Regions from separate parts of the Homo sapiens genome. Here region 1 is linked to region 2. Evidence: read pairs that join two places in POLR2A ChIA-PET (ENCODE). Cell type or tissue: CD4-positive, alpha-beta T cell. All regions are shown on one strand. Each heading gives the region's core, and the rest is flanking DNA. Links, peaks and the distances in the headings are about the cores only.

The links. Peaks named below come from ENCODE experiments on the same cell type or tissue, not always from the same donor. Only the 100,000 strongest peaks of a DNase experiment are listed, where the experiment ranks them.
Region 1: POLR2A ChIA-PET joins it to region 2 with 9 read pairs; 2 of 35 experiments call an interaction of 5 or more read pairs at or near these places.

What each region holds. Positions count from the first base shown.
Region 1 is chr20:52,379,489-52,388,963 of GRCh38, forward strand. All of the region lies in intron 4 of LOC105372666 (a long non-coding RNA gene), which reads left to right. Among named protein-coding and RNA genes, the nearest start is that of ZFP64, 190 kb to the left of the region's middle. In CD4-positive, alpha-beta T cell, for the core only: no CTCF peak of the experiment used is centred there; no DNase peak of the experiment used is centred there.
Region 2 is chr20:52,975,411-52,984,885 of GRCh38, forward strand. The region is part of intron 1 of TSHZ2 (teashirt zinc finger homeobox 2); the gene reads left to right. Among named protein-coding and RNA genes, the nearest start is that of TSHZ2, 7.8 kb to the left of the region's middle. In CD4-positive, alpha-beta T cell, for the core only: no CTCF peak of the experiment used is centred there; no DNase peak of the experiment used is centred there; H3K4me3 peaks cover 1,493 bases; H3K27ac peaks cover 983 bases.

The DNA of each region.
Region 1 (9,475 bases), core at 1,936-5,935, 600 kb before region 2:
CGGTATTCCAAGGACTTTACTGCCTTCCATCAACCTTCTGAGTTAGGTTCTGTTATTGTATGTTTTATACATGAGGAAACTAAGACACAGAGAGGACAAATAATTTGCCCAAGACACCACAGCCATTAAGTAGCAGAGTTGGGAGTTGAACCTAGTTGGGTGGTTGATCTTTACACCCACACCATACCATCTCAAGTGCATAAACTGTTGGCTCTTATTATTAGTATCATCCTTCATTATACCTTAAAAATACATTGCTAAAGCAAATCCACTCAGGCATACTTTTCTCTTGGGGAAAAAGGTGGTTCTTGGGTGGTAGAATGAATGAGTTCCTTGAGGCCTACAATAGTCATATCACAAATTTAAGAGAATGCCCATTTGGCTTATTAATAAAAAATATGTAATTGCCATTGGGGCTTATCGCCACCTCGTGGCAGGCTGAGGCATGACAAGACAGCCTTGGCTGCCCTGTTGGCATTCCTGCAAATTTCCTTTTCTATCCGGGCCCTGAAAAGAAAATGTGCTTTGAAAAAAGATGTCTGCCATGTCACAGTCTCAAAGCCACTTCACCATCTGAAGGGAATGTATTTGGAATTGAGGTGTTACATTAAAGTTCCAGTATTACAATAGAAGCCAATGACATTTGGCTTATCAGTGTCCCTTAAAGGAGATTGTATGAATTTCTCCGCGTGCCTGGCTAAGCACTTTACCTTTAATCATAAAGGCGAAATGCTTAATTTGTTAAACATATACAGAATCAGAAGTAGGGCCATTCACTGTAGCTAATATCGCTTGCAGTTATTAAAGTCAGTTTTTATCTGTTTAAACAGATCATAAAAAAGTAAAATCTGAAATAAAGGACTAACTCCCTCCTTCCTATAATATTTAATACATATTCAAAATTCCGATTAAGAATCAGTGCAAACCAGAAGAGAGAGAATAGCTTAAAAGGCAGAAATAAAGTTTCAGTTTAACCACTATTTGTGTTCTAATTAAGGCTGGCCAACCTTTAAATGATGCAGTGTTTTTCATTAACTCACACGAAAATCATATCAAATCAGAATTCTTCCTCCACTACACCCCAACACATTCTTTGGTGTTTTATAAAACAGCAGGCTCATTTCTGTCCTGTCTTGACTACTCCCAACCATATGTAAGCTGAGGAAATGCCTCTAATTTACCACACTTTTGTTTCTCTTATTTTTTTTTGTTATTCTTACTCTTTTCTTCCATTTTATGATATGCAAGGTTCAAACAATCCTGCATGTTAGAAGCGAACATTACTCTGTGTGCAGTCTTTGGCTCTTGTAACATAAATGTAAACTGCTTGTCTTATGGCAGAAATACCTCTTAACCCTTCAATATTAATGTATTTTATTAATTTAAAAATTACAAAGAGGACTACTGCATGATTTTGTAATATTTCATGAAGACATGTATAGAAACCTCTATCCTTCCACTTCTAATGATATGGGAACACCAGTGTTAAGAGCTTGATGTATGTGGGTCTCTATTGTTGCCTGTGCCCATACAAAGACACACAGCATATATACACACATTTAACCTCCCTGTGCCCTGGCACCTGTTATCTGTAGAGTGAGGGATAATAATACAGATCTCCAATCTTTTTTCATACTTTTGAAACCTAAAAATCTCTGAAAATCAAAAGTTTTTTTATAACTCATTTGGAAGCAGAACCTGCCTAAACTGACATAAGGCTATTTATAGTCATTATTTATGGCAGCTAGTGAGAATGTTCAGATCTTTTAATGCAGAAATAGTAATGTTTTTGCCATCCCAGACCCCACTCGGCAGGATTAGATAATCCATGGTAAGTGCTTCTGGGGTAAGCAGCCTCCAAGATGACCCCCGATGATCCCCTCTTCCTGGTATTTATGCCCTTGTACATAACTCTCCCTGTGAATGTGGGCTGGACTTGTTGGCTTTCTCCCAATGAACAGAATATGGCAGAAGTGATGGAATGGCACTTTGAAGATTAGATTAGATGGGATGTAATTTTCATCTTGGATGCCTTCTGTCATCCTCTCTTGAATTGCTTGCCCTGGGGGAAGTCGGCTGCCATATTCTGAGGTAACTCTGTAGAAAAGTTCAAGTGGTGAAGAATTAAGGTGAGCTACAGCTCAGTGAGATTGAAAGCAGATGCTCCCAGCCCCAGTCAAGCCTTCAGATGAGACCACAGCCCTGGGTGGCATCCTGACTGTAACCAAGGTCAAGAACTCTTGAGATGGAGCCACCTAGCTAAGCTGCTAAGCCTTGCCCGGATTCCTGACCCTTAGGAACTGTGAGATAATACATTTTTTTTGTCGTTATTTTAAGCTGCTAAGTTTTGGGCATTTTGTTTTACAGCAATAGGTAACTAATACAGCACTATATTACTTTCTAAAATTCAAAGCATCTGACTTACAAAACATATCTGGCCCCAAGACTCAGATGGCTCTGTAGTACCTACTTCATAGGGCAATACTTGTTAATTGCTTAAAATCATGCATGGTACATTGTAGTAGTCAATAAATATTAGTTACTTTTAATCTTACCAAGATTTTTTTCTGTTGATTTATTAAATGAGATTGTACCACTTCTTTGGTTTTTGGTATTATCACTTACCAACACATTATTCTGCAACTTGCTTTCCCCCACGGCCCCCCCACCCCATTTAATAGTATTTTACAGAGTCTTCCAGGTCAATATAGATATAGATTTTAGTCATTTAAAAAATCAGTCAAATTCCTTACTGATCAGCTTTTTTTTTTTTTTTTTTTTTAGTTATTTTTTTCTTTCTCATTATTCCAGTTATTTTTTTCTTTGTTTTGGCCACTATAGACAATACTGCAAAAACTGTCTTGAGAATATTTTCAACTCAGCTGAGTAGTCCAAATTCAAATTTTTAAAGTCAGCTTTATAGAGGTATGATTTACACACAGTAAAATTCAACTCTTTTAAAAGTGTACAGTTCTATGTGTTTTGACAAATGTACACAGTCATATAGACTACCACTGTCATCAAGCTATGTAACAATTCCATCATCCCCAAATTCAATTTTGTTTAATATCTTTTGTTTTAAAAAGGTAGCAACTACAGAACAATATCAGCGCAACATTGTAGGCTATAACCATGTAAACTACCCTCCCTCTACTCCAACGTTAAAAGAAAAATCCAGCCAAACTGAAATGGCTCTTCAATTACTCCCAAGTTTTTAAACCTTTGCCAAAAGTGTTTGAGCTTAATTAAGTTAAAATATTTCAAAGGGAGCCCAGTTGTAATAATTTGTTTATAATACAAGCTTCCCTTTGATCATGAATGTTCACTTTTATAGAAACCCTGTTATCATTCTTGGGATAAGGGATAAAGTAAATTAACTTTGCGTTGGAGAAAAAAAACACAGGAAATTAAAGAAGTACCTGAGGTGAACTGCCTTATTAATAACAGAAAGATGTGACTTTATTGAGCCATTGGGCCAGTGGGGTGGAAACATAGAGTCTGTGGGGGAATAGTGTGAATTGCTTAGATATTATGGATACAGTTTATTAAAAAGATAGCTTTAAAAAATGCGCTTAATATCCCTCTTTCTGGTCCCAGTGTGAACCCTCCTGGTTCTTGCAAAAGACAAACATTGCCTTGAGAAAGTTAGCAAACAACGGCGCAGCACTCTTTCTTAATTTGGCTGGAAGTAGCTGGGGAAGGATTTTACATCTGTGCTGGTGGGCGTCCCAGGACAGAAGAAATTCAGTGCCACTTTTCCAATCCTTCCTTCTTACTTGCTTTGAAGAGAAGGTATATATATTTCCTCTAATCATATTTAAAATTCTGCTTTCAGGCTCTCCCTTTCCCTCCTACTATTTCCTTCCTTTTCTCAGCTTAATTTTGTTTTCTTTTGACAAATAGTCAGAATTAAAAAAAAAGATCTCTATATTAACTTTAACTAGAGAATAGCTGAGGTGCTGAGAGCATTCTGAGCTGGACTGGACTAGAATTTGCATTAAGATACTGGCAATGAGATGTAGAAAGAACAGGAGATTTAAAACATATTTTTGCTGGAGACCTGGTTTCTGATGCCAGCTCTACCACTTAAAAGCTGTGAGCATTTAGAGACTTTACTTACCCTCTCTGTAACTCAGTTGACTTTATTCATGGGATTATTAGAAATGTCAAGAGAATTAAGGTGTGTGAAAAGACTTTGAAAACCATTAATTACCTGTACAGAATAAATGATAGAAGAAGCGTTTGTGGAATTTAAGTGATAGGACTTGGGTTGTTTCCTGGGTCTGCCCCCTCATGACCTACTTAATTTCTGCGAGTCTCATATTCTTCTTCTTCTTCTTCTTCTTCTTCTTCTTCTTCTTTTTTTTTTTTTTTTTTTTTGAGATGGAGTCTCACTTTGTTGCCCAGGCTGGAGTGCAATGGCATGATCTTGGCTCACTGCAACCTCTGCCTCCCAGGTTCAAGTAATTCTCTTGCCTCAGCTCCCTGAGTAGCTGGGATTACAGGTATCCACCACCATGCCCAGCTAATTTTTTTATTTTTTGTATTTTTAGTAGAGACAGGGGTTTCACCATGTTGCTCAGGCTGGTCTCAAACTCCTGACCTGAGGTGATCCACCTGCCTCGGCCTCCCAAAGTGTTGGGAGCCACTGTGCCCGGCCCAGTCTCGTATTCTTTACAGGTGAAACGGGGAGGATACCTTCTCATGAGGCTGCTGTGGCTTTTACAGTTAATGTAAGCTCAAGTGTTCTGTAAACTCTAAGCAAGAGTTGGGAAACTTTCTGAATATAAATACTGAATGTTTGAGGCTTTGAAACCTGTATGTTTCTGTTGCAACTGTTTAATTTTACCATTGCAGTACAAAAGAAGCCACAGACAATACATAAATGAGTCGGTGCGGCTGTGTTCCAATAGAACTTTATTCATAAAACAAGTGGCAGGCCGGATCTGGCTTCACCTGCCACGGTATGCTGGCTCCTGTTCTGAAGCATATGATGCAGTTTCATCGAATTGTCCTAGTGGGTTTGGAGGCTGTCTGTAACTACTCTTCCGCATTTAGCCTCTCAGGTTGCCACAGAGAAAATGGGGTGGTGATTATGAGCTAGTGGTGTGTGATGTCAAAATGCTGGGAAGTGTGAACTGCGCCATAAGCTGTGTGGAGGCTCTGAAGGAAAAATTTAGTGGCCTCCATACCTCAAATCTGTATACCAAGAGAAATTACAAATGAATGAATGAATAATGAAATTACAAATGATTGGGTAATGAAATTACAAAGGAATGAACGAATGAGTGAAGGAATGAATCAAAATTGAATTAATGGCCAGGTGCGGTGGCTCATGCCTGTAATCCCAGCACTTTGGGAGGCCAAGGCAGGCGGATAACCTGAGGTCAGGAGTTCGAGACCAGCCTGACCAACATGGTGAAACACCGTCTGTACTAAAAAATACAAAAGTTAGCCGGGTGTGATGGTGGGCACCTGTAATCCCAGCTACTCGAGAAGCTGAGGCAGGGAGAATTGCTTGATCGTGGGAGGCAGAAGTCACAGTGAGGTGAGATCGCGCCACTGCACTCCAGCCTGGGGACAGAGCGAGACTCTGTCTCAAACACACAAACACACACACACACACACACACACACACACACACACAACAAAACAAAACAAAACAAAAAACTGAATTAACTTTTCAATGTTAAAAAAATAAGGCCATAAAAGCACTAGAAGAAACCAAGAGATCATTTCTGGGTAACCTTGGCCTGAGAGCTGACATTTTCCATGTGACTCAAAATCTAGAAACCGTAAAACAACCCCAATAAATTCAAGCATATTATTAAAAATATGTGTGATCAAAAATACCAAAAGCAAAGCAAAATGTCAAATGATAAACTGGGTAATAGTGCAACTTATGTCACAGACAAGAAGTTAACCTTTTACTATACAAAGACCTCCTAGAATTTGATAAGAAAATGACCAAAAATCTAAAAAGAAAAACAGTTAAAGGATAATAACAGATGATCCACAGGAAAAGGAACCATAAAGGAGAAACCAAGAGAATAGAAACCAACAAAAGCCCTGAGGTGGTTGAGCCACTGAATTACCTGGCTTTGGAAGTACTTACGTCGAAACTTACTGTTATGAGATAAAAATGCATTTTGTGTGAATGATTTTGATTCTGCCATTCTGTTATTTACAGCCCAAAGCATCCTAATTGATACAGAAATGAATGGCCAGGAGACCCTTTCTCAATAGTAGGAGAGTAAATAAAGTCCCTGGAACTTAGATTCCTCCTCTCCCCTAGAGAGAAAGGAGAAAAAGTAGAGAATTCGGAAGTAACCGAGGTTCAACACTAAAATGGCAGATTAGTCACTAATTTAAATGCGTTTTCTTAGAAGGAATCTGTTGGTTATTTACAAATTACTTCCAAAGTTAGCAGCTTGAAACAAAAAATATTTATTATCACTCAGTTTCTGAGAATCAGGAATTGAGTAGTGGCTCAGTGGAATGGTTCTGGCTTAGTGATTCTCATGAGGTTGTAGTAAAAATGCTGGCCAGGGCTGTAGTCATCTGCCAGTGTGACAGGGACGTGGGGACAGAGGACCTGCTTCCATGATGGCTCACTCATGTGGCTGTGGTGCAATCTCTCAGTTCCTTGAATGTGGACTCCCCAACTCCCCCCATCAAGCCATATGCTACTTGAGTGTCCACATAACATGGTACCTGGCTTCCAGGACAGACAAAGCAGAAATTGCAAGCATCTTAGGACCTAGTCTCAGAAGTCACACACCTTCATTTCAACAATATCTTCTAGGTCAGGGGTCCCCAACCCCTGGGCCACAGACTGATACTGGCCCCGTGGCCTGTTGGGAACTGGGCTGCAGAGCAGGAGGTGAGTAGTGGATGAGAGAGAGAAGCTTCATCTGTACTTACAGCCACTCCCCATCACTCACGTGAACGGCACATGTTAGGGATCTAGGTTGCGTGCTCCTCATGAGAATCTAATGCCTGATGATCTGTCACTGTCTCCCATCACCCTCAGATGGGACTATCTAGTTGGAGGAAAACAAGCACAGGGCTCCCACTGATTCCACAATATGGTGAGTTGTATAATTATTTTATTATATGTTACAATGTAATAATAATAGAAATAAAGTGCACAATAAATGTAATGTGCTTGCATCATCCTGAAATCATCACCTCCTCCATCCCCTGGTCCGTGGAAAAATTGTCTTCCGTAAAACTGGTCCCTGGTGCCAAAAAGGTTGGGAACACTGTTCTAGGTCACACAGGTCAGCCCTATTCAGTATGAGAGGGGACTACCTAAGCTAGGAATACAAGAAGGCAAAGATCACTGAGGCCATCATGGCAGCTGGTTACCACAAACAACTAGATTAGGTTTTTCTCTTATTGCTCTTGGTTAAGTTCAATATAAGAAAATAAAGAAAATTACATTTATATCTGCTATTGTAAGGTTTATATAATGAATATCTCTCAATAGGCTTGGGATGAGAGCTGGGTCATAGATAATTAGACAGTGAGTACATCTTCTGAGGAGATTCTGCTGTGAAAGTTTTGTATGTTTTGTGACGACTGGATTCATATGTTTTGCTAGGTAAGCAGGGATACATTTTGCATCATGTTTATGTATTTTCAGAGCTTATTCTGTCTGACTATCTCACTATTTTATAAATATGGGCCTTAGAATCTATAAGCAAAGACAGAACCCCCCTCATCATAATTTCTGGCACCATCTCTACAAATAAATGATTGATCAATTAACTCCTGAAATTCCCATATTATAGAGCTGGGCCCAGGTAATTTATCTTGAAAAATTTTCACCACAGGTGTTACTGTCACCCAGTGCAGCAGTTGTAAAAAATCTCAATGATGCTTTTGTGAATCATTTGGGTTTAAGCAATGAGCATCACAGTGAACTCACGGGAAAATATTAATTGCAAAATGTGCCCCCAAGTAGCTAAGTAAATTAACTTGCTGCATGGGATTATAGGTGTTAAACCAATTAAAGTTTAGAGAGCATCTGCTACAAATAATGATTTTTCTTTTCAAAGTAGTTAATATTGAGGCATTTCTAAAAGTAGCTAAACAGCAGGACCAATAGTCTATTTAGATGGATTCAAACTTGTGTCCAGAAATTACCATCAAAGGGTTTAGAAGACCCTCGTCCTCATCTGTGCTGTAGCATTTATTCATTCTTCCAACCAGTATTTATTGAGGACTCACCACGTGTCAGGCATTGCACACAGGAGTATTGATATGGTTTGGAGTTGTATCCCCTCCCAAAGCTCATGTTGACTTGCCATCCCCAGTGTTGGAGGAGGGGCCTGGTGAAAGGTGATTGGATCATGGGGGTGGATTTCCCCCTTGCTGTTACCATGACAGTGAGTTCTCACGAGATCTGCTTGTTGAAAGCGTGTGGCACCTTCCCCTACTCTCTCTTCCTTCTGCTCTGGCCATGTAAGATGTGCCTGATTCCCCTTTGTCTTCTGCCATGATTGTAAGTTTCCTGAGACCTCCCCAGCCATGCTTCCTATACATAGCCTACAAAACTGTGAGCCAATTAAACCTCTTTTCCTTATAAATTATCCAGTTTCAGGTGTTTCTTTATAGCAGTGCAAGAACAGACTAATACAAGTATGCATACAGAGTCCTAAAATAACTTCATATAATTAGAATAATTGGGACAAAATTTATTTTAAAATAAGAGGGTAGCAGGGGTATGGAAGAGAGCTGTAACAAAACTTTTCTTTTAAGCTGCTTGACATTATTTGATTCAACATGAACCCACTCCTGATAATTCTTTCTATTTGCTTTTAGGAAAATGCAAACCTACCTACATACATACAAGTGTGTGTGTTTATAGTGTATCTTCCAGATTGCCATGAGCATGCATGCATTAGTTTTGTGAAATATTAAAAAAATAGAAAAAAATTAGAAAGACTACAAGAATATTTACCCATAATATCACCATATAGCCATTGTTAACATTTTATTTTATCTCTATTACAGGTTTTTTCTATCTCCATAGAAATGCATAACATTTAATGAAATTGGCATCATACTAAATTTATTACTTCATGAGCTGTTTTTAAAATCAATAGCCATGATAATTCTCCAATGTCATAAAATAGACTTAGGATATTTTAAATGTTCTCATTTGCTAATTTTGTTGGTTGTTGCCAGGTCCTCACTGTTATAAGTAATACTGCAATAAACGTTTTTGGAAATAATCCTTGCTTGTGTTGGACACACACAAGTTTCTAGGAGTGGATATTAATATTTTAATATGTTTTAAGAACAGTGATAATTCTGGTTCCAATTTATACTTCCATCAGCAGAGCATGAGTGCCTGTCTCATAGTGACACCCTCACCCATAATAAATATCATCTTTTATCTTCATATTTGCCAATTTTATTCACATTCTTTTACTTCACAATTATTGAGTATAAAGTTGAACTTTTT
Region 2 (9,475 bases), core at 2,050-6,049:
GATCCAGGTGTACGTAACATAACACTGTATCACATTATTTAAATCAGGTCCTTTTCATTAAGCTGTGTCTGTTGGTGCTGGCTAGTTTATTGGTGTGTGTGGGTGTGTGGGGGTGTGTGTGTGTGTGTGTTAGAAACTTGTAACTATAGTTTCAGTTTTCTGGCCTATTATATTCCTACTGTCTTTGTATGTTTGTTTTGTATGATTCTTATTATTTTCACCAGAAGCGGAAACCCTTTTTAAGCTGAAAAAGGATGATTCATTTCGTACACAGTGAGGGCCCTCTTACCTTATTTATTTGCTCACATATTAATAGAGGAGACAGTTTTTCATGCAGTGTTTCTTCTGTTCATCTAAGGTCATCAATGCCCTACTCTATTTCAGCTGAAGTGGTTATTCACAAGTAAAGTTAGCCACTTTGGGGTTCTGTAGTCAGTTAACATCCAGGGAAGGGGAGAAGGTGGGTTCTAAGATTATGGCCATACTAACTTTTATCACTGCTTAAAATTAAACACAATGCACAACTGTAAGTAATTACACCCAAGGACTGATGTTGAAAGCTTGATTTCTAGCTTGATTAATGAATAATGGGAGATAGAAAAAGCCTGTGAGTGGATCCGAGCTGAGGCTCTCCCGGAGCGCTCTTTTTCCCAAGAACTGTTCCAGGCAATTTGATTCCTTTGTATTATTAGTTATAAGTTCCATGTTTCAAGGAATCAATTACAGAACTTTCTACTAAAGCAGGTATCTAAACAGAATAAACAAGATGATATTGTAAGTGATGAGGAATTTTAGTCTTTATTTGTTATGTTCCTCCCCCTTCAGGGGGAAGGGATGTGAGGGGACAATTCTCTTTAAGGAAACAGCTAAATCAGAGTATTTCCCTCTGAAATGTCATTCTTCCTGGCTTTCTTAAGCTATGCTATTCCACCATACTATTACTTAGGGCAAGAAAAAAAAAGTTGAGAAAGCAGCCTACAGTACCCCAGGGGTTTGTGTTGTGTGTGCATGCTTGCTTCCTTGGATGTATATTTCACTCACCATTAAAATACATCCACTATTACCTGAAAATATTGCAGGATTCAGTACCAGCATTTTCCCCTTCTATGCATTTCAAGGGAGATAGAGAAAATGGCAGGAAAGTAAAACAGAACGGTGTTTTGATTTGTTTGCATTTTGCAGGATGCAGAGTGGTTAAAAATTTAAAATTGTAGACTTAGAATCTAACTCTTGATTTTCTACAGCCTATCTCAGCCTCTGTGCGCGCACATAAATAATACGTATTTTATTTCACCATACTGAACTGCTTTTATATTAATGACAGCCAATTGCAATAGAACACACAATCTTTTGTGAGCACATCTTGTGAATATATCTTTTATATATGTAAGTTATAGGATTCTGCCCCTGCCCACCCAAAGCAATTAGATGTTTCCCTCTTGCTGACTCTTAAAGGCTTTCTGATCACCCAGATCTGAAGAGTCTTGCAAGAAAGAACAGCTCCCTCAATTTATTTTGTTTATTTAATATGGAGATGAATAATGCAGATTTTGTTTTCATGAATGTCCTTGTGTGGCAGTAAACATTAGACTATTAGCAATCATTACTTAAAAGTTGCAATTTGCACCTTAATAACACAGGTTATTTACATGGGAAACATAGTCAACAGGGACAACTCTGAACACTGCAACAGAGCAGAAATGACCTCAGAGATCTCTTTTCCACCTCTTGATAGTGATGACTCTGAATTAACCGGTGAGGTCCCAGAAATCTCAACCAACAGGATGGAGGGAGGGGGCAGGCAGCTCAGGGCGAAGTTTACCTTTAATTTACTGTCAAGTGGGACAGCTTTCAAGAGACTAGGAATCGGGTAGATTTGGGACCCTTCCTCCCTCACTTTGTTTAAACATCCTTCAGAAAGACAAGTTCACATCTTGAATATTTAAATATCTCACGCGATGGATTCCTTCACTTGCCCAAAAGTATGTTTTTAACAAATGAATGGAAAAATACACACACACACACACACACACACACACACACACACACACACACACACGCATGGACACAATAAAGTCCAAAGGGTCTTAGCAGCACAAACTCTTTTGGCCATTCTTGTTACTTAAGGCAGATATCTGAAAAAGGAAGGATAGATTCCTTGAAATCGCTTGGTCCACACAACATTTTGGACGGAAATTGATTGCTTAAGTGGTCCTTTTCCCACCCCCGTCTTGATTTCCTTCTTCCACCTCTCACCTCACCCTTAAAGACTCAGACTGAATAGGACATCTCAAAAGCCCATTTGTTTTAGGCATTTATTGATTTCATTTTTAATCTGCCATATCAGGACACAATACGTTAACCCTAATCAGCAGATTACAAGTGACAGAGAGTTTAGTGGAAACTCTGTAAGGGAGCAGGGGCTCCGGGAAACTTCTTGACAATGAAAATCTTCTCTGAGGCTTAAGAGTTTGGATGCTGAAGATTACTTTTGGGGAGGGGAGAAACATTCCTCAGAAACAGTCTACATTTTTTTCTTCCACTTTACATTTCTTTATCTCCCAGTTGCCCATTCTACTGCTACACTTTGGGAATGCTTAACACCCAAGAAATACCTCCCAAGTATTTTTAGGAGGTCGGTCCCTGAAGCAGCTTGACTTTTGTCATAGTCTCCAACGGACGTTTATGCTTTCATTTCATCCCAGCTGATTTCTCATTCATTTGACGGAATTTCTCCAAAGGATAATACCTGAGTTGATCTGTTTCTTTTCCCAGGGCCTTGGGAATTGTGCTGTCCATTGAATGGGTTTTGGTCATGGGGGTGGGGGCACAGACTGAGCCTGGCATTTTTTAAAGCCATTGAAATGATGCCTCACTGTTCATCACTGCAGCTGAGCTTATCAAGTCAACCAAGAAGAAAACCTAGGCCCTGGTCACGTTTGTGCTATGCCTGTAATTAGCTGACACGAGGTAAATGTCCAAAGTCGACCTTCCCTTCCATCACTGTATTTATACTATCAATTTTATTTGGGAATGTCATGGTCTGGGAAGACTCAGCCACTATTTCGAAGGCAATGCCTGCTTCTACCTAGGTCCCCTTTAAAAAAACACAGAAATTGCCGAACAAATTCTATATTAAGACCAGGCATACACGGAGTATCATTTTCGTTTGATGCAAAGTCAGTTGGAAATACATTTAACTAACAGTTAAATAGTGTCTTGCATCGCTTCCCTGAAGCAGTGGTTTTTCATTACATATTTAATTACAATCAAACTGAACGACTTTTATTAAAAAAATCACAGTGGTATTAAAAGAAGCCTGGCGCACAAATAATTTTATTGCTTCACAAGTTGAGAACGCTTTTATATTTTTATTTCTTTGAGAGAAATTTATTTTAATTTTCTAATGTTGTGATAAATACAGACTATCTTTTACTGTAGTCTGTAATCAGGGAGAGCTTATCCTTCTATCTTTATAGAGTCTGCTTACCCCAGAATAGGTTTTTACATTCATTTTTCAGTAATTTGTAACAATTGGTATTTTTAATTTTTTTTTTAAGTTTTACAAGTTCTATTTAAAGTTAGAAATTCTCACATTCCTTAGGGTGATCTTTGGCAAGCAGCTCTTCGATTATAGGAGGAAGTTAGTCATTCTAACCACATAAGAAAGTGGAGAGTACTTGCTTGCTTACCTGAATATTACAGTAAGAAAAAAACACCATCTATTTACATGCCTCTAACATGTAACACTATTTTCACTGGATTTATAATTTCTTTTTTTTTTCCTCCTACTGACCTTTCATTCACTTGTTTTGGGAACTTTTTCTGAGAAGAACGTTTAGAGATAGCATTTAAAGTGGATTTCAAGATACATCAGATTTTAAGACATTGTAATAAAAATTAGAGACTTCAGAGCCCAACGGTTCACTGCTAGTCTAGGTCTGCAAACTAATGAGAAAGCACCTCTGCAAACACATAGTTTCAACTTTAACTTGCACATGAATGGGGAGCGTCTCCAGCAGTGTGGCCGTATCCATATTGCTCATTTTGTCCGAGAAATTATTTTGTCCAAGGGTATCAGACTGAGGTCCGTTCAAAGACATTATATACATACACAGAGACACAGAAGAGAAATCTGAGATGCGAGTGGGAATTGCTGATATATTTGTTTCCAAAGCAAACTCCATGAATGAAATGATTCAATAATTTGGAGGCATTTGAAAGTCATTAAAATGGCCATTTGGAATTTTCAGTTGTTGCCTCCCTCAATTTTTTACGTTTCCCCTGTAGAAAAAGACATCCTCTGGGCACCCTCAAATATTCTGGGATGCTAAAGTCATGCTAAAATTATTTACAATTTTAGAAATTAAAATTCAGGAGGCACAGCAAGATAATCCGATTATTAATATATCAGTATTATTTAGCTATGCATAACAACAGGAAAACGCACAATGCAAAAGTTTTAGAGATAATGAGCTTAGAGAAATTACATGGGGGGAAGAAATACCTGGATCATATTTGAAAGCATTTGTCTTGAATTCTGCTCATCTAAATGAGAGCTCTCTTTCTACCTGTGTCATTTAAAAAACAATTTCAATATCCTCCTACCTGCTACCCCAGCCTGAAGCAGGGACTAATGAAACTCTCTCTGGACACACAGATGTAAGACACTATATTACACAACACTTTTTAAAAAATTGTTTCAGAAAACCAAATGTGGGCATGCAAACCAAAAGAAAAACCTCAAGGATCTTCGTAAGATAGCTAGCTCAGGGTTCAAGATCAAGAGAACTTTGTTGCGGCAGGATAAGAAGACAACAGCATTGCGTTTTAGCTAAACATCTCTTCTTGGCAAATGAGAAGCGGTGAAGCAGGGAAGATTTTTTTAAGGAGCTTTTTAGCTCTTTTGCATCTCTCTCCAAAGACTAATTTAATTGAAAAGCTGTAGTGTCCATTTATGATTAAGGAAAGGCCTCATGTTTCCACAACACTGCTAGACACTAAGGTGGGTTTGAAGAAAAAAAAAAAAAGGCCAGCATTCTGCAGTTTCTGTTAGTATAAAAATTAAGATCACTGGTCTTAATTACTTGAGTGCTTTCAGAACTGAAGGAATACTCTAAAATCACCCCTGAGCTTTCTTCTTAAAGCCACATCTAAGCCATTTCTATGGAAATTATATAGTTTAGATATTAAGGTGGGTAGAATACAGTTATTGCTTTTAATGAAAATAGTTACGAAGGGCAGAATGAGATAAAAACAGAGTTGGCAGCAGCCATTCTATTTGTAATGAATTTGAAAGAAACTTCCGTAATGCTTTACTGGATCATGAAAAACCCATGAAACCTTGTGACATGGGAGATACAAAAATGAGACAGAGGGTCAAGGTCTTCTATAGGGGAAAAATGGCTTGTGTAAGTGAGAGCAGTGGCATATAAATATCTCTATATAAACTGCACAGGGCTTACTTTAAATCACTTCAATTTATCAGATCCTTGGAATTTTTTTTATGTATTTAGGAGCCTCTCTTTTATACCCCAGAGAGATATGAATAGCTTCTGGGCCAAGATGATGCTGTAGAGAAGAGTCAAATCTATTCTATGTGCACGGTGCCATTTGGTACAGAAGAAATGCCAAAATGAAAAGCCATAAATGCGTTTTATATCAGAATTGCCTTTGGCTATTTTCCTTTATTAGAAAGTTGGGTACACTGCTGAGTGCTTCTTCTTGTTTTCCCCCTTGGGATTAGATTTGAGACTGTGGATGGAACAGCGGAGTAAGGGCAAGTGACTTGGGTTCTGGTTGCAGCCTTGCCCCACGCTAGTTATTTAGCCCCGGGCAAGCTCTAGAGATAAACCTTACTCTCCGGGTAAGAATGTGAGTTTTTGGAGTCAGACTGATTGAAGTTCAAGTCTCTAGGTCTAATTCTTATTCGGCCGCGTAAACTTGGGCAGGCTGCTCAAATCTCTGCCCTCCACTTTCTAATCTATAAAATGGGGGCAATCATATGTTCCAGGTGTGTGGAAAGGATTGTGTCAGAGGAGGGCTGAGAAAGTGTGCTGAAACTGTTAGGCACCACAGGGATACGAGGGAATAGTGTGTCTTTACCCTGAATAACCAGACTATGGAAAATTTATATTAACTGGGAAACAAGCAACTTACCAGTTATCACAGAACAAGGGGTCCAGGGCTTGAAAGAAACCAGATATGGATGGATTTTGATTTGTAAGCCTGGAAACACAATGGCTAAGCAGTGTTTTAGCCTCTTCTCCTGAGGCAGACTCATTCTGGGCTGTTTGGAGTCCAGCACCCGCTCAAAAAAGAGTTTCTTTCCCAAGAAATAGAATTTATAGCACCACCAACAACGGTAACAATGGTAACAATGATATCTGCCACTAAACAAGTGCTTTTTACATACCACGTGCTTTATATGTTTACATTTATTCGTTTACACGGCAGTTATTTCTTGAGTTCCTACTATGTGTCAGATGCTGTTCTACTACCTGGACCTGGAGGTGAATAGGATGGGGATGATCCCTGGGGATCTTGCCCTCCAATTGGGGGAAGCTAGAGAATATACAAAGAAATTTATAAAGGAAAAGATAATTTCAGTATAGAAAAAAAGCTTCATGATGGCAATAGCTTTATAAAAGCAAAATTATGAGAGCAGGAGTTGGGACAACAGAGATGTAGATGGTCAGGGGAGACCTCTCAGAGGAGGGGACATCTGGGCTAAGTCCTGTTCCTTATAACTTTCAAGTATAATCCCTGTTTTACTGATGAGAATCTGAGTAAGTTGCAGGATAACTCATTCAAGTTCGTGCGGTAGCCAAGCTGAGTTTTAAACTCAGCTCTTCCTGCTTCCAAAGTCCATGCATTTAATTTATTATGATCGTTTATCTAGAATAGTCATAGCGAGTTGCCAGGAAGGACCCAAGGAAGAACCCTCAGTCTTATTATTCTCCCCCTGTGTCTATTGTGATGTCTAAAGCTATGGGGTTAATTGAGAGCCTAGACGGAGGATGCTGCCTTTAGCGGCATCTCCAGATAGAATCTTCAGGCCAACTCCTGTCATCTGAAGTTGTCTCTTTATGGGATGTTCTTTCATATGTCCGTACATGCATTCATTTGTTCAACAAATATTGGCTGTGCATCTATTATGTGCCAGGTATTGTTCTAGGTGCTGTAAAAATAACAGTAGACAAGAATAGAGATGCCCCTGCCCTCACACAGCTAATATTCTTGTGGGCTAGCCTAAAAAGCTAACAAACAAATAAATATATAACACAATATTGAATAGTCCTAATTGCATTTCATAAGAATAAATCTGGCTTCATGAGGTAGAGTATGATGGAGGGTTGCCATGTTATATAGAGTGGTCAGGGGAGCTATTTCTCCAGTGGTGATTTGATCAGACCTGAAAAAAAAGTGAGAGACTAGCCAAGCACAGGGCTGGGAGAAGCAGTCCAGGCAGAGGAAGGAGGAAATGCCAAAGGCCTAAGGAGGTGATGTGATCTGATTGGTTATTAGTTGAACATAGGTCCTGTTTGTATTTCAAAAGTGATGATGGACTTGGGCATGTTTGCTCTCTCCGTCTACTTACCCAGCCCCTAGTGATGGTGAGTAGGATGCTTAGGATGATAGAGGTGGCAGCTGGAGATAAAAACACATTCCCAGCCTTCATAGAGAGATTGGTGCTGTGATGGATGACATGGCGAGGCTGTGGAAAGGCATTGTTAAGAGTCAAGCCGACCTGGGGTCCAACTGCAGCCAGCTGTGCACTCAGAAGCAAGTTTCCTCACCTCATTGCACCTCAGCGTTTTCATCTGTCAGATGGGGATAAGAATTTTGCTCACCTCACATTTTACTTGTGATAATTAGATTATGTGACACATATAAAACTCTTGGTGCGGGCCCAGTATTTACATGGGTTCTTCCTCACAAATGAATGTTTTTTATTCTTGCACTTAATTGTGTTTTCTTTTCTGCAGGAATTCTGAGAGAAATCTAGGCACCTGAGTTAGTCCTTGGCACCGTTTAGGCAGTAACCAAATATTTCCTGATGAATGAATAAATGAAACTGTAAAGAAATGAATGCTTTCATTCATATATTGCTTTGTATACTAATTAATTACTTTCAAGTATAAGGATCTCTTTCATAGGTCTAAAACTTTTAGCAGACCTCTGGACCAATTGCAAATCCTAGCTGTTCTTAGAATATGTTTCAAATGAGAAAATATTAATGACCAAAAGACGATGATTTTCGTCTGAATCTTGTATTTTGCGCATCGTGACATCACGTGCCTTCGACTGAAGAGCAGTGATATCCCTTTGTGCGGTAAATATTGTGCATTCATCTTCTAGACAGTGCTTGCTGAGAACATGGATGGAGGGGAAGGAGTGGAGGGTCCTCATTTCTGACCCTGAGGTTCAGCCTCTCCCTGCGCGCTCTCCAAGTGGTGCTCCGAGCCCCCCAGGACCTGGCAACTCTGTCCCTCCCCCACGGGGAACCCGCGCTCATCCCCTCAGGCCCCAGGCGGCGAAGCTTAGGGGTTGTTAAGCTAATGGGAATAGGCTACGGGCTGTTTCCTGGTAACGCCTTCTTCACTTTTTAATTGTCACCTCCAGATAAGTGCCTGAGAGCAGGAAGAAGGGAAGCTGGCTGGCTGCCTGTTAAGATGTATCTTAGGACAAAGAGATTTGGGATCCTGGAGAGCACGGGGGAGATTCTGCTGCCTGCCTTAGGACCTTTATGAACAAGCGTGATGTTGGGAGGGCGGCTGTGGCTGTGTACCAGGTGCTGTAGGAGGCGCTGGAACTGGAGCCTTGCATCCGAATGACAAAGTGCCTGCCTTCCCGGAGCTTACATTGAGTGCGGAGGACAGACCAGGGACTAGCCAGCAGACAGTCCCATGTGTCAGGGTCTGGTGTTTGCAGAGGGTGTTTGCAGGGGTAGAGCATGACAGGAAGTGGCTGTTTTGGATAAGACGATCAGGAAAGGTACCCGTCTGCGGAAGTGATACTGGGTCTGGAGTGAAGCGGTTGGAAGAAAACTGCACCTCTCTGGAGGAAGACAGTGCCAGGCACAGCTGAAAATCCGGGGCTAGAGCTACTGGGAGGAACAGGAGGAGCAGCTGGGAAACTGGGTGGCCGGAGCAGACGGGGAGGGTGAGCAGGGAGGGTAAAGATAAGCAAGCAAGGGGCTGGGGCTGTCACCGAGGTGGGGTGCCTCGGAGGGTGCAGGAGCAGAGTCAGGATCTGACTTAGGTTTGATAGGCTCCTCTGGCTGTCCTGCGATTTATCAGGGACCCAGGTTGCGAGCAGGCCGACCACTCAAGAGGCGTCTACATCAATGCAGTCAAAGGCTATGCTGACTTGGACCAGATGGATGGCGGAAGAGCCATGACAGTGGTCCGGGGAGAGACCACAAGTTTGCAGGCAGGGTGCTAGTGAAAAAGAGGCGTCTACTGAAAGCTGT